Regions from separate parts of the Homo sapiens genome. Here region 1 is linked to region 2. Evidence: chromatin loops called from intact Hi-C (ENCODE). Cell type or tissue: gastrocnemius medialis. All regions are shown on one strand. Links, peaks and the distances in the headings refer to the core of each region. The heading gives the core; the rest is flanking DNA.

Region 1 (2,500 bases), core at 1-2,500, 120 kb before region 2:
TTTTGGCATTTAAATTCAGTGAAGGGTATATGGGCAAACAATATCCTTGAAGATAGGAATCAGAAAAAACCTAATTCAGAGAATTCTTAAGTACCAAAATAAAGGAGTAGAGAAAAGAGATGCCATTACCAGTTAATGATGCAGAGGGATAGGACTAGATTATTTTGGGTCTCAGCTCAAATGATACCTCCTTGGAGAGGCTTTCCGTGACCATCATTCCTAAAGTAGCACTTTCCCACCCTAGTTTATTTCCTTGTAGCACTCATAACACTGTAATTACCTTGTTTGTTCTTTTGATATAGACTGTCAACTGCTAGAAACTTCAAGAGGTCAGGAACTTTTTGTTCACTGCTATATCACAAGAGCTTAGAAGTGCCTGGCATATGATAGAACCTCAATAACTGTTGAATGAGTGAATGATAGATGAGCTCTTCAACTCAGATTTATGATTTGATAAGTAGAGTTAGGATTAAAGGAAATAATTGGATTTTTACTTTTAAAAAATCTTTCATTGGTAAATAAAATCATCAGTTTTAGTTTTCCTAGTTATAAAACATTAACAATTTGCATTTCTGAATAAACGTTTAATTTCAGCCTCTGATAGATGATCACTTATTTCCTTACAAGTAGCTAGTATAGAAAATGAGAGAACCTGGAATTTTATTTCCTTTGTAAATCTTTCATGTGTGTTGGTATTTGAGAGAATTGTCTCTGTAATTCTTACATAAAGTAAGTTTAAAAGATGAGTGACCATCCTAGAGCCATGCAAATTTTTTTTTAGTTGTATAATAACAACAGTAACTTACCTATGTTCTGTTTCCTGAACCCTATACTATTTCCTTCCTGATTCCTAAACCTGTATATTCAATCCAGGAACCATCTCTGTCAACATGTCCCATAGATACCGTGTAAGTTTTAGGACTCTTCCTATGGCAACCAACTGATATCTACATCAAACTAAATTATACCGAAGGGGCCAGATGCGGTGGCTCACACCTGTAATCCTAGAACTTTGGGAGGCCGATGTGGGTAGATCACTTGAGGTCAGGAGTTTGAGACCAGCCTGGCCAACATGGCAAAACCCCACCTCTACTAAAAATACAAAAATTGCCAGATGTAGTGGTGGGGTGCCTGTAATCCCTTCTACATGGGAGGCTGAGGCAGGAGAATTGCTTGAACCCGGGATGTGGAGGTTGCAATGAGCTGAGATCATCGTGCCACTGCCCTCCAGCCTGGGCGACAGAGTGAGATTCCATCTCAAAAAAAAAAAAACCAAAAAAAAACACCCAAATTTTTGTACCTAGGAAGAGCAGTCATGGAACTGGCCTCAGGATGGCCAGACGTTGGCTCATGCCTGTAATCCCAGCACTTTGAGAGGCCACGGCGGGTGGATCACTTGAGGTCAAGAGCTTGAGACCAACCTGGCCAACATGGTGAAACCCTGTCTCTAATAGGAATACACACACACACACACACACAAAATAAACAGGTGCGGTGTGGGAGGCTGGGGCATGAGAGTCACTTGAGCCCCAGAGGTGGAGGGTGCAGTGAGCAGAGATTGCACCACTGCACTCCAGCCTGGGCAACAGAGTGATACTCCATCTTAAAAAACAAACAAACAAAAAAAGAACTGGCCTCAGGGTCAGCTGGATCCAGAGACTCAGATATTTTTAGGATATTCCCTCCCATCTCATCATCTTCATTTGTTGGCACTGTACTTTGTTTTTGCAGATAGGCTTCTTCCATGTGGTAAGAACAGTGACCTCAGGCAGCTAAAGGCTTACATTGTCCACTTTTTTTTTTGTTTTTTTTGAGATGGAGTCTCGCTCTGTCTCCCAGGCAGGAGTGCAGTGGCGTGATCCCAGCTCATTGCAACCTCCGCCTCCTGGGTTCAAGCGATTCTCCTGCCTCAGCCTCGTGAGTAGCTGGGATTACAGGCACATGGCACCATGCCAGGCCAATTTTTGTATTTTTAGTAGAAATGGGGTTTCACCATGTTGGCCAGGCTGGTCTTGAAACCTGACCTTGTGATCCATCTGCCTTGGCCTCCCAAAGTGCTGAGATTACAGGTGTGAGCCACCGTGCCAGGCCCTTACATTGTCTGCTTTTAGTGACCTCAGCAGAAAGAACTTCTCCCAGCTTCAGTATTAAAAACATCCAGCAAAGGGGGTGACAGCCTGAGACTTCTACATACCCCTATAGGGCCATATTGGGTAATACAATTGGAAGAGTACTCTGTCAGGTTAAATATTGCTTTGGTTGTATTAACACAGATAAACAATGATAACTTAAAGTAGATATTTATTTCTCTCTCACATAAAAGTCCAAGCTGGTAGGTGGTCTCAGAGGTAGATTGCTTATGTTTCCAATGTGTTCAAGTTGCTTCTGTCTGGGGATTCTGCCATTTCCTATGGTATTGCCCTTGTTGGTATGGTCTCAGATCACTACTATTACATCTGCCTTCTATCCTGCAAGTGGGGAGAAAGGGAGTGAAAGGCAA
Region 2 (9,400 bases), core at 1,652-4,151:
CATAAAGACATTATTTGACTTCCCTTGTTTGACTGTAGGTCATAAGACCCCCATTCCAGAGGGAGTCCTGTCCCATACCCAGAAGGAAAGAGTGCATGCTCAGAGAGGCCAAGAAGAATCCAGACAGACAGGCCTTGCTGGGTTTTCTCCCTCTATTAGTCTTAGATCATACACTTTTTGTCCGATCACATTTCTACGTCACTGCCCATACTTTGTTGAACCTAGGCATAAAAATGGATAATTTCCCCTGTATCTTTGGGTCTTCATTTGAAGGATCCCGGGTATACACATTAAATACATTTATATGCTTTTTCTCCAATTAATCTGCCTTTTGCAAGTTGATTTTTTAGTGAACCTTAAGAGGGCAAAGGGAAAACTTTCCATGTTGGCCCCTACAGATTGCTCAGTGCAGCAAATACTTATTGAGTGCCTATTCTATGCCAGGTGCTGTGATTGGTGTTGGAGGGTGTGAAGTTCAATGAGAAACTGCCCCTGCACTAAAGTGAGGAATATAAAATGAGATTCACCCACTGATAGAAGCCCATGAAGAGTGCCAAGGGCACAGCATAAAGCCACAAAGCCCAGCCTGCTAAGGCTACAGGAAAGGCTTCCAGAAGGAAGAGGTACCTATTAGTACAATGAGTGTAGCATGACCAGCAGGAAACTCATATGCTGCATGAAATTTAGGAGAGGAAAGAAGCAAAGAGGCCAAGAGAGTTACAGAAAAATCATAGGATAATAGAGTGCAGGGGACTTTAATAGGTCATCTAGGATTATTCTCTGGTGGGTGGAGCTGGTCTTAGGGTGTTGTCATGCAGAGTTGCCATGATGGTGCAATGTAGGCTCCATGAGAACTCTGTTTCCTTCTCTACTGAATCCCCCGAATTCAGTGTAAACGCCTAGAATATATTTAGATAAGGGGAAAAACTCCTTATCTAAATATCCTTATCAGAGGAAGAGATTATTCCCCCAAAGCAGTTCAATATTCATACCATAAAACTCTTCAAGGCTGATAATGGGGCAGTAGTGGGGTTTTATCCCAGGCGGTAGCTTCCTTGGGTCACCTTGAGTGTGAATTTATTCCTGTATTCCCAGTACCTGGCCTAGGGCTTTGCACATTGTAAATGCTTGATAAAACCTACTGAATTTCCTTTTCTTGCTGTCCATTTGACTTGTCTTTCACACATGTGGTGAACTACAGATATTCCCTGACTTACAATGGTTTGATTTATGTTTTTTTTTTTTTTTTTTACTTTGTGATGGTGCAAAAGCAATACGTAGCTCAGTAGAAAGTGTGCTTCAAGTATCCGTACAACCATTCTGTTTTTCACTTTCGGTACAGTGTTCAATAAATTACATGAGATATTCAACACTTTATTCTAAAATAGGTTTTGTGTTCAATTGTTTTGTCTAACTGTAGTGTAATGTAAGTGTCCTGAGCACATGTGAAGTAGACTAGGCTAATGGGATAATAGTAGACTGGGATGTTCGGTAGGTAGGTGTATTAAATGCACTTTCAACTTACCATATTTTGAACTCACAGTGGGGTTATCAGAACATAAATCCATTATAAGCTAAGGAGCATCTATGCTTGGAGAGTAGGAATCCCAGGGCATTGGGAGGCGTTGTGCACTTCCCTGGCTTGTTTTGCTGCTGTTAGTGGGGAGCCTTTTCCCCCAGTCCCATGCTTTTCTGTAGAGGAGCTTCTCCCAGACAATGCCCCGGGCCTTTTACTCATTCTTTCCTCATTCCTTTCCAGAGAAGGAAGGAATTTCAATACAATTCTGTGCCAACATGAATGCTGAAATCATGCAAACTGTGGTGGTCCTGTTGGCTTCCATCCTCTGCCTGTCACCTGTTTTCAAGGTGGACAGGTGCAGACTATTATTTCCTCTGTGGGACTAGGGGAAATGGGTGTGGTGAACTGCACCCAGCCATTTTTGTGTTTTTTCGATGGTCAAAGTGGAATTAAAAATAATGTCGCTCCCAGCACTTTGGGAGGCCGAGGCAGGTGGATCATCTGAGGTCGGGAGTTTGAGACCAGCCTGACCAACATGAAGAAACCCCATCTCTACTAAAAATACAAAATTAGCTGGGCGTGGTGATATATGCCTGTAGTGCCAGCTACTCGGGAGGCTGAGGCAGGAGAATCACTTGAACCCGGGAAGCAGAGGTTGTGGTGAGCCGAGATTGCGCCATTGCACTCCAGCCTGGGCAACAAGAGTGAAACTCTGTCTCAAAAAAAAAAAGTATCTCTCATTAACCCTGCAATAACATAATCCTGGAAGCCACTGAGGGTTTTCTCAGCTCAGTGTATAGTCAGTCAATTGGGGACATTGTAAGTGTCACTGCCTTAACTTTTGTGCTTTTCTTTTTTTATTTCTTTTTTCTTGAGGTGGGGTCTTGCTCTGTTGCCCAGGCTGGAGTGCAATGGCAGAATCATAGCTCACTGCAGCCTTGACCTCCTGGGCTCAAGCAATCCTCCTGCCTAAGCCTTCTAAGTAGCTGGGACTACAGGTGTGTGCCACCGTGCCTGGCTAATTTTTTTTTTTTTTTTTTTTTGTAGAGGTGGGGTCTCACTATGTTGCCCAGGCTAGTCTTGAATCCTGGGTTCAAGCAGTCTTCCTGCCTTGGCCCCCCAAAACACTGAGATTACATGTGTGAACCAGCATGGCCTGCCACTTTTATGCTTTTTGATGGTCAAAACGGTATTAAAAATAGTGTCTCTTGGTTGGGCGCAGTGGCTCACGCCTGTAATCTTAGCACTTTGGGAGGTCGAGGTAGGTGGATCACATGAGGGGAGGAGTTCAAAACCAGCCTGGCCAACATGATGAAACCCCATCTCTACTAAAAATTAAAAAAAATTAGCCAGGCATGGTGGCGGGTGCCTGTAATTCCAGCTACTCGAGAGGCTGAGGCAGGAGAATCACTTGAACCCAGGAGGTGGATGGTGCAGTGAGCTGAGATCATGCCACTGCACAGCCTGGGTGACAGAGTGAGATTCTGTCTCAAAAAAAGAAAAAAGAAAAAAGTCTCTCATTAACCCTGCAATAACATAATCCTGCATTTTACCCAATTTAAATTTTTGGCCGTCACTTATGTTGGCAGGTGACATCCACTGGCTCATCTTTCTCAAAAAAGAAACACATCTATTTGAAGGCTGCAGCTATGATGATTCACTCCCCTTTTCTTCCCTCACTGTCCAAAACCAGCATAAGGCAATGATGGCCCAAGGTCTAGACTGGGATGGGGAATAGGGTGTCTCAGCTCTGAAGACACAATCTGAACAGTAATAAAGCTAGCACCTTAATTTCCATTCTTTCTTATGTCTGAGTTGGTTCTGAATGCAGAAGGAAGGGAAAGTGCATTATTTTTCACCCTCCCCCTATCCTACCATTGCCTGATCCTTATCCCCAGGAGGATCTAAGACTCACATGTTATCGACAGACTAACCTCAGACATTTGCTTTCATGAATTAATTGGCCCATTCATTTACTCTTGTGTCTGTGTGTAGTGCACATTTTAGTGTGTTGTTGCAGTGTAGAGTCAGAATATAAAGCAACTACAGACATTATTTATGATTTAAAGGATCACTCCAGTTGGGTGACATTTTAACTGGGGTCATTGGGCTGTTTGCCATGAGCAGGTCTCTGCCCAACAGCTTGCCTTTTCCAAGCAGCTGTTGGCTTGTTTTCAAGCCAAGAGAAAATGTCTGCCCTTGCTGAAGCATATTGGTTTCATCTGCTTAAATAAACCCATGTGGCTGATTTCAGCAATTAGAAGGTACACACGTGAGTATCCTGGAAGCCCTGGGATATGAGTGCTCTGATCCCCACGTGGGTACAAAATGGCCTTTTGTTTCTGATTCTCATATAGGTACAAAATAGCCTGTTAAAAAAAATCCCGACAGTTTCGTTATTTACAAACATGAGCATTGTTGTTCATGATACTTCTAGAAAATACATGAATAGAGTATAAAACAGAATTGTTACATATTTAACTATATCAAACATATTACCTTAATTGATAAGAATGATCAGATTTGCTGTAAAACAAATAAAATACAAACATTTTTAACTCCATATCCTTCCTCAATGAACTGCTTATTTCTTTGTTTCTGCTTATAGCAGAACTCCTCAAAAGAGTTGTCTGTATTTGTCTCTAATGCCTTGCTTCCATTCTCATCTGAATCCAATTGTGGTGGGCAGCCTCTGAGATGGCTCCTAATAATCCCCATCTCCTGCTATTCAGGCCCTTGTAGAATCCCTTCTCCTTGAGTCTGGGCTGCACACCGGAAGTGATGGGGTGGCATCTTAGAAAAGATGCTAAGCATTGTAAGTCATTAGGGAATTGCAAACTGAAACAACACTCAGATCCCACTACATACCTTCTAGAATGGCTGAAATTCAAAACACTGACCATTACAAATGTAAGTGAGGGTGTGGAGCAACAGGAACGCTCATTCATTGCTGGGAATGCAAAATGGTACAGGCACTTTGGAAGACAGTATGGTGGTTTCTTACAAAACTAAACAAACTCTTACCATAAGATCCAGCAATTGTGGTCTTTGGTATTTACTCAAAGAAGTTGAAAACTTATGTCCACACAAAGGCTTGCACGTGAATGTATTAGCTTTATTCATAATTGCCAAAACTTGGAAGCAACCAAGATGTCCTTAAGTAGGTGAATGGATAAATAAACTGTGGTACATCCAGACAATGAAATATTATTCAGTGCTAAAAACAAATGCTCTATCAAATCACAAAAAGACATGCAGGAGCCTTAAAGGCCTATTACTTACCAGGTATGGTGGCTCACACCTGTAATACTAGCACTTTGGGAGGCCAAGGCAGGAGGATCACTTTAGCCCAGGAGTCCGAGACCAGCCTAGGCAACATGGCAAGACTCTATTTCTATAAAAAATTTAAAAATTAGCCCAGCATGGTGGTGGGTGCCTGTGGTCCCACCTACTTAGGAGACTGAGACAGGAGGATCACTTAAGCCCAGGAGGTTGAGGCTACAGTGAACCAAAATTGCACCACTGCATTCCAGCCTGGGCAACACAGTGAGATCCTGTCTCCAAAAAAAAACTCCAAAAAGGTCTGGTGCGGTGGCTCACACCTGTAATCCCAGCACTTTGGGTGGCCAAGGTGGGTGGATCACTTGAGGTCAGGAATTCGAGACCAGCCTGGCCAACATGATGAAACCCTGCCTCTACTAATAATACAAAATTAGCCGGGCATGGTGGTGCATGCCTGTAATCCCAGCTAGTTAGAGAGGCTGAGGCACGAGAATAGCTTGAACCAGGGAGGCGGAGGTTGCAGTGAGCCAAGACTGTGTCACTGCACAGCCTGGGCTCCAGCCTGGGTGACAGAGTGAAACTGTGTCTCCAAAGGAAAAAAAAAAAAGCCCACTGCTAAGTGAAACAAGCCAATCTGGAAAGGCTACATATTGTATGATTCCAACTAACATCTTGGAAAAGGCAAAACTATGGAGACAGTGAAAAGATCAGTAGTTGCCAGGGGTTGGGGATAGGGAGGGATGAATAAGTGGAATGGGGAATTTTTTTTTTTAATTTTATTTTTAGAGATGAGGTCTTGTCCTATCACTGAGGCCGTAGTGCAGTGATGAGATCATAGCTCACACAGCCTCAGACTCCTGGGCTCAAGGATCCTCCTACCTCAACCTCTCAAGTAGCTGAGATTAAAGGTGCAAACCACCACACCAGCTGAAGAGAGAATTTTTAGAGCAGTAAAACTGTTCTGTATGACACTATAAGGGTAGATACATGTCATTATATAGTTGTGAAAACCTGTAGAATGTGTAACACAGAGTGAACCCTGATGTAGACTATGGATTTGGGTTATCAGTGATGTGTCAATGTTTCACCACCTGTAACAAACGCACCATGCTGGTGTGGGATATCATGGTAGGGGAGGCTGTGGGGAGGAGGGATGAGGGCATGTGGGAACTCTCCATTTTCTGCTCAATTTTGCTGTGAGCCTAAAACTGCTCTAAAAACTGTAGTCTTTTTAAAAAAAGTGATGTGGGCTGGGTGTGATGTCTCACACCTGTAATCCCAGTGCTTTGAGAGGCTGAGGCAGTAGGATTGCTTGAGGCCAGGAGTTCAAGACCAGCCTGGGCAACAGAGTGAGACCTTAACTCTACAAAAAATTAGAAAATTAGCCAGGTGTGGTGGTACACACCTGTAGTCTTAGCTACTCAGGAGGCTGAGGCAGGAGGATCACTTGAGCCAGGAGCTGGAGGTTGCAGTGAGCTGTGATTATAGTACCGTACTCCACCCTGGACAATAGAGCAAGACCCTGTCTCAAAAAAAAAAAAAAAGGTGACGTGATGTCACTTCCAAGATTAGGTTGCAAAAGACTATAGCTTCCACTGTAAGCTGCCTCTTTCTCTTGTAGATTATTTGCTCTAGGACAGGGGTCCCCAACCCCCAGGCTGCAGACTGGTATCAGTCCGAGGCCTGTCAGGAACCGGGCAGCACAGCAGGAGGCGAACGATGGGTGAGTGAGCATTACCACCTGAGCTCTGCCTCCTGTCAGATCAGCTGTGGCATTTGATTTTCATAGAAGTGCTAACCCTGTGATGAACTGCACATGTGAGGGATCTAGGTTGCACACTCCTTACGATAATCTAATGCCTAATGATCTGAAGTGGGACAGTTTCATCACTACCTCCCCACCCACCCCCCAAGCCCCCACGGGTCTGTGGAAAAATTGCCTTCCAAGAAACTGGTCCCTGGTGCAAAAAAAGTTTGGGTACCACTGCTCTAGGGGAAGCAAGTTGCCCTGTTTTGAGCTGCCCTATGGGGAGACCTACTTGGCATGGAATAGGTGTCCCAGGCCAGCAGCCAGCAGGGATCTGAGCCCTGCCAAAAGCCAGATGAGCAAACTTGGAAGCAGATCCTTCCTGTCGGGCTTGAGACCATTCTCACCCCAGCCAACGTGAGGATCCTACCCTTGTGGAAGACCATGAGCCAAGCCATACCCAGATTTCTGACCAACAGAAGCTGGGAGATAGTGAATGTTTATTGCTTTCAGCTGTTAGGTTGGGGTAGCTTGTTACACAGCAGTAGCTAAGTAATACACCAGTCCACCACTCCATAAAAACAGCTCTTTTTGAGGGCAGCAGTGATTTTGGTCTTTGCCTTAGTGAACCTTCATCTCAGTTGTGTGATCACTCTCTCCTTGAGACACTCTTCATTTGGCTTCCAGGTCACCACACCTTCTCTGTCTTTATCCAGCCTCCAGCCTGCCTCTTTTCTGCCTCTGTGACTGGATCCTTTTCATTTTGCCCGCCTTTTACTGCAGAGCTCTCCAGGGCTCAGTCCTCAGATCTCTGCTCTCCTTGATCCACTCCTGTCTAGGTGATGGCTTCGTTTAGTCATACGGTGTGAAATGACATTTTTATTTGATGAATCTTACATTTCTGTCACAGGCCTAGACTATTTCCTGACTTGCAGACTCATCTCTCCAACTGCCCACTCAACATTTGCACTTAGGTTTCTAAAAGGCATCTCAGAATTAACTTATCCAAAACTGAATTCTTGATTTTTCGCCCTCAAAAACTGATCTTGCCACCAGTAACCCCACTGAAGTAAATAGCTATTTCATTCTTCAGATGCCTGTGGCAGAAACCTGGGCAGCATCCCAGACTCCCCTCCTGCTCTTACACCTTACATCTGTCCATTGCAGCAATCCCAGCTCTACCTCTAAACCCCAACTCTGACCACTTCTCAACCACCCTAGTCCAAGTTTCCATGGTCACCCTTCCTGATGATTTTAACAGCTCTCTATGGTACTTTCCTTCCATCTTTGCACCTGCAGGTTATTCTCCACACAAAAGAGTGAACTCTTAAAACGTAAGTGTGATCATGTTATTTCTCTGCCTAGAATTCTTGAGTGGCCTCTCATTTCTTTCAGTGTAAAGTCAAAGTCCTTTCAGCGGCTTACATGGCTGTACATGATGTGGCCTCCATCTGCTGTCTGTCCTACTTCCTGACACTCTGTCCTTTTCACATTTGCTCCATGTACACTGGCCTCCTTGCTGTATTTTGAATGTAGCAAACATGCCTGCCTCTGGGCCTTAGCACTTGCTGTTCCTCTGCCCAGAATGCTCTTCCCCCAGGTTTCATTTTGGCCTGCACTGTCTCTTCCTTGAGGTCTCCAGTCATAAGCCACCTATTATGGCTGAATTGTGTTCCCCCAAAATGCATAGGTTGAAGCCCTAACCCTCCATGTGACTGACTAGACAGTATTTAGAGATTCGGCCTTTTGGGAGGTTAGATGAGGTTTTGAGAGAGGGGCCCTAATCCAACAGGACTGGTGTCCTTATAAGAAGAGGAAGAGATACCAGAGGCCCTTCTCTCTCCCCGGCACACATGAACAGAGGAAAGACCATGTGAGGCACTGCGAGAAGGCAGCTGCCCATACTCCAGGAAGAGAGTCCTCACCAGCAACCATCCCTGCTGGTACCTTGATCTTGGACTTGGAGCTTTCAGAACTGTGAGAGAGTGAGTTTCTGTTATGTAAGCCCCCAGTCTGTGGTCCTCTGTTATAACAGCCCAAGTCCACTAAGACACCACGTTAGAACTGCCTCGTATAAAGTGCCAACTCCCCTCATCTCACCCAGCATGCCTGTCCTCCCTAATCTGTTTTTCTCTTCACAGTGCCCTAACTTCCTTTTCTTGTTTGCATGTTTGTTTTTTTTCCTCTTCCCTGAATAGAACATCAGTGCCATGAGGGCAGAGGCTTGTACTCACAGCACCTAGCACTGCGTCTGGTGCATCTTAGGCCCCCACTTAATGGTTAAGTGCCCACGATTGAACTGGAGAAAATTCCACTGTGCTACCATTGCTCCAAATTCTGCAGACAACTACAGGTGCCCAAGAGGAAGAAAGCACTGTCAAAAAGTGAGCACCAGCCACAGTGGCCACCTAATTTATATAGTCTCACTTCTGTCATTCCTAGAACCAATTAAGGATTGCATTTGGCTACACATAATAAAAATCTGACTACAGGGGCTTAACCAAATAGAGATCTCATTTTCCTCACACAACAGTTCAGAACTGGTTCAAAGGGACCCAGGATCTTTCTTTCTGTTCAGCCATCCTTAAAATATAGCTTTAGCCCTTCTAATTAACTCCTCGCGGTCACACATCCTGCATTCTCATCTGCATTCTCAAGAAGACCAAGAAGGGTGAAGGGCAAAGGGCAAAGGTGAATGTCAACTGAGGTAGCCCTTTTAAAAACTGTTTTTTCCTAGAAGCCCTACTTGGTGATTCCCTTTACATCTCATTGGCCAGAACTGTGTTACATGCCCTCCTCTAGCTGAAAATGATACTGAGAAACACATTAAAAAAAAAAAAACAACGCCGGGT

The links. Hi-C counts contacts between places; a loop is a spot of excess contacts. Peaks named below come from ENCODE experiments on the same cell type or tissue, not always from the same donor. Only the 100,000 strongest peaks of a DNase experiment are listed, where the experiment ranks them.
Region 1: it touches region 2 in a loop (6-fold over the local background); 11 of 110 quality-filtered maps call a loop at or near these places.

What each region holds. Positions count from the first base shown.
Region 1 is chr7:22,968,298-22,970,797 of GRCh38, reverse strand. All of the region lies in intron 7 of HYCC1 (hyccin PI4KA lipid kinase complex subunit 1), which reads left to right. Among named protein-coding and RNA genes, the nearest start is that of HYCC1, 45 kb to the left of the region's middle. In gastrocnemius medialis, for the core only: no CTCF peak of the experiment used is centred there; a DNase peak (open chromatin) is centred at 1,467; H3K27ac peaks cover 2,500 bases.
Region 2 is chr7:22,843,669-22,853,068 of GRCh38, reverse strand. No RefSeq gene overlaps it. Among named protein-coding and RNA genes, the nearest start is that of SNHG26, 5.9 kb to the left of the region's middle. RefSeq lists an enhancer at 8,865-9,365. In gastrocnemius medialis, for the core only: no CTCF peak of the experiment used is centred there; DNase peaks (open chromatin) are centred at 3,208 and 3,768; H3K27ac peaks cover 2,500 bases.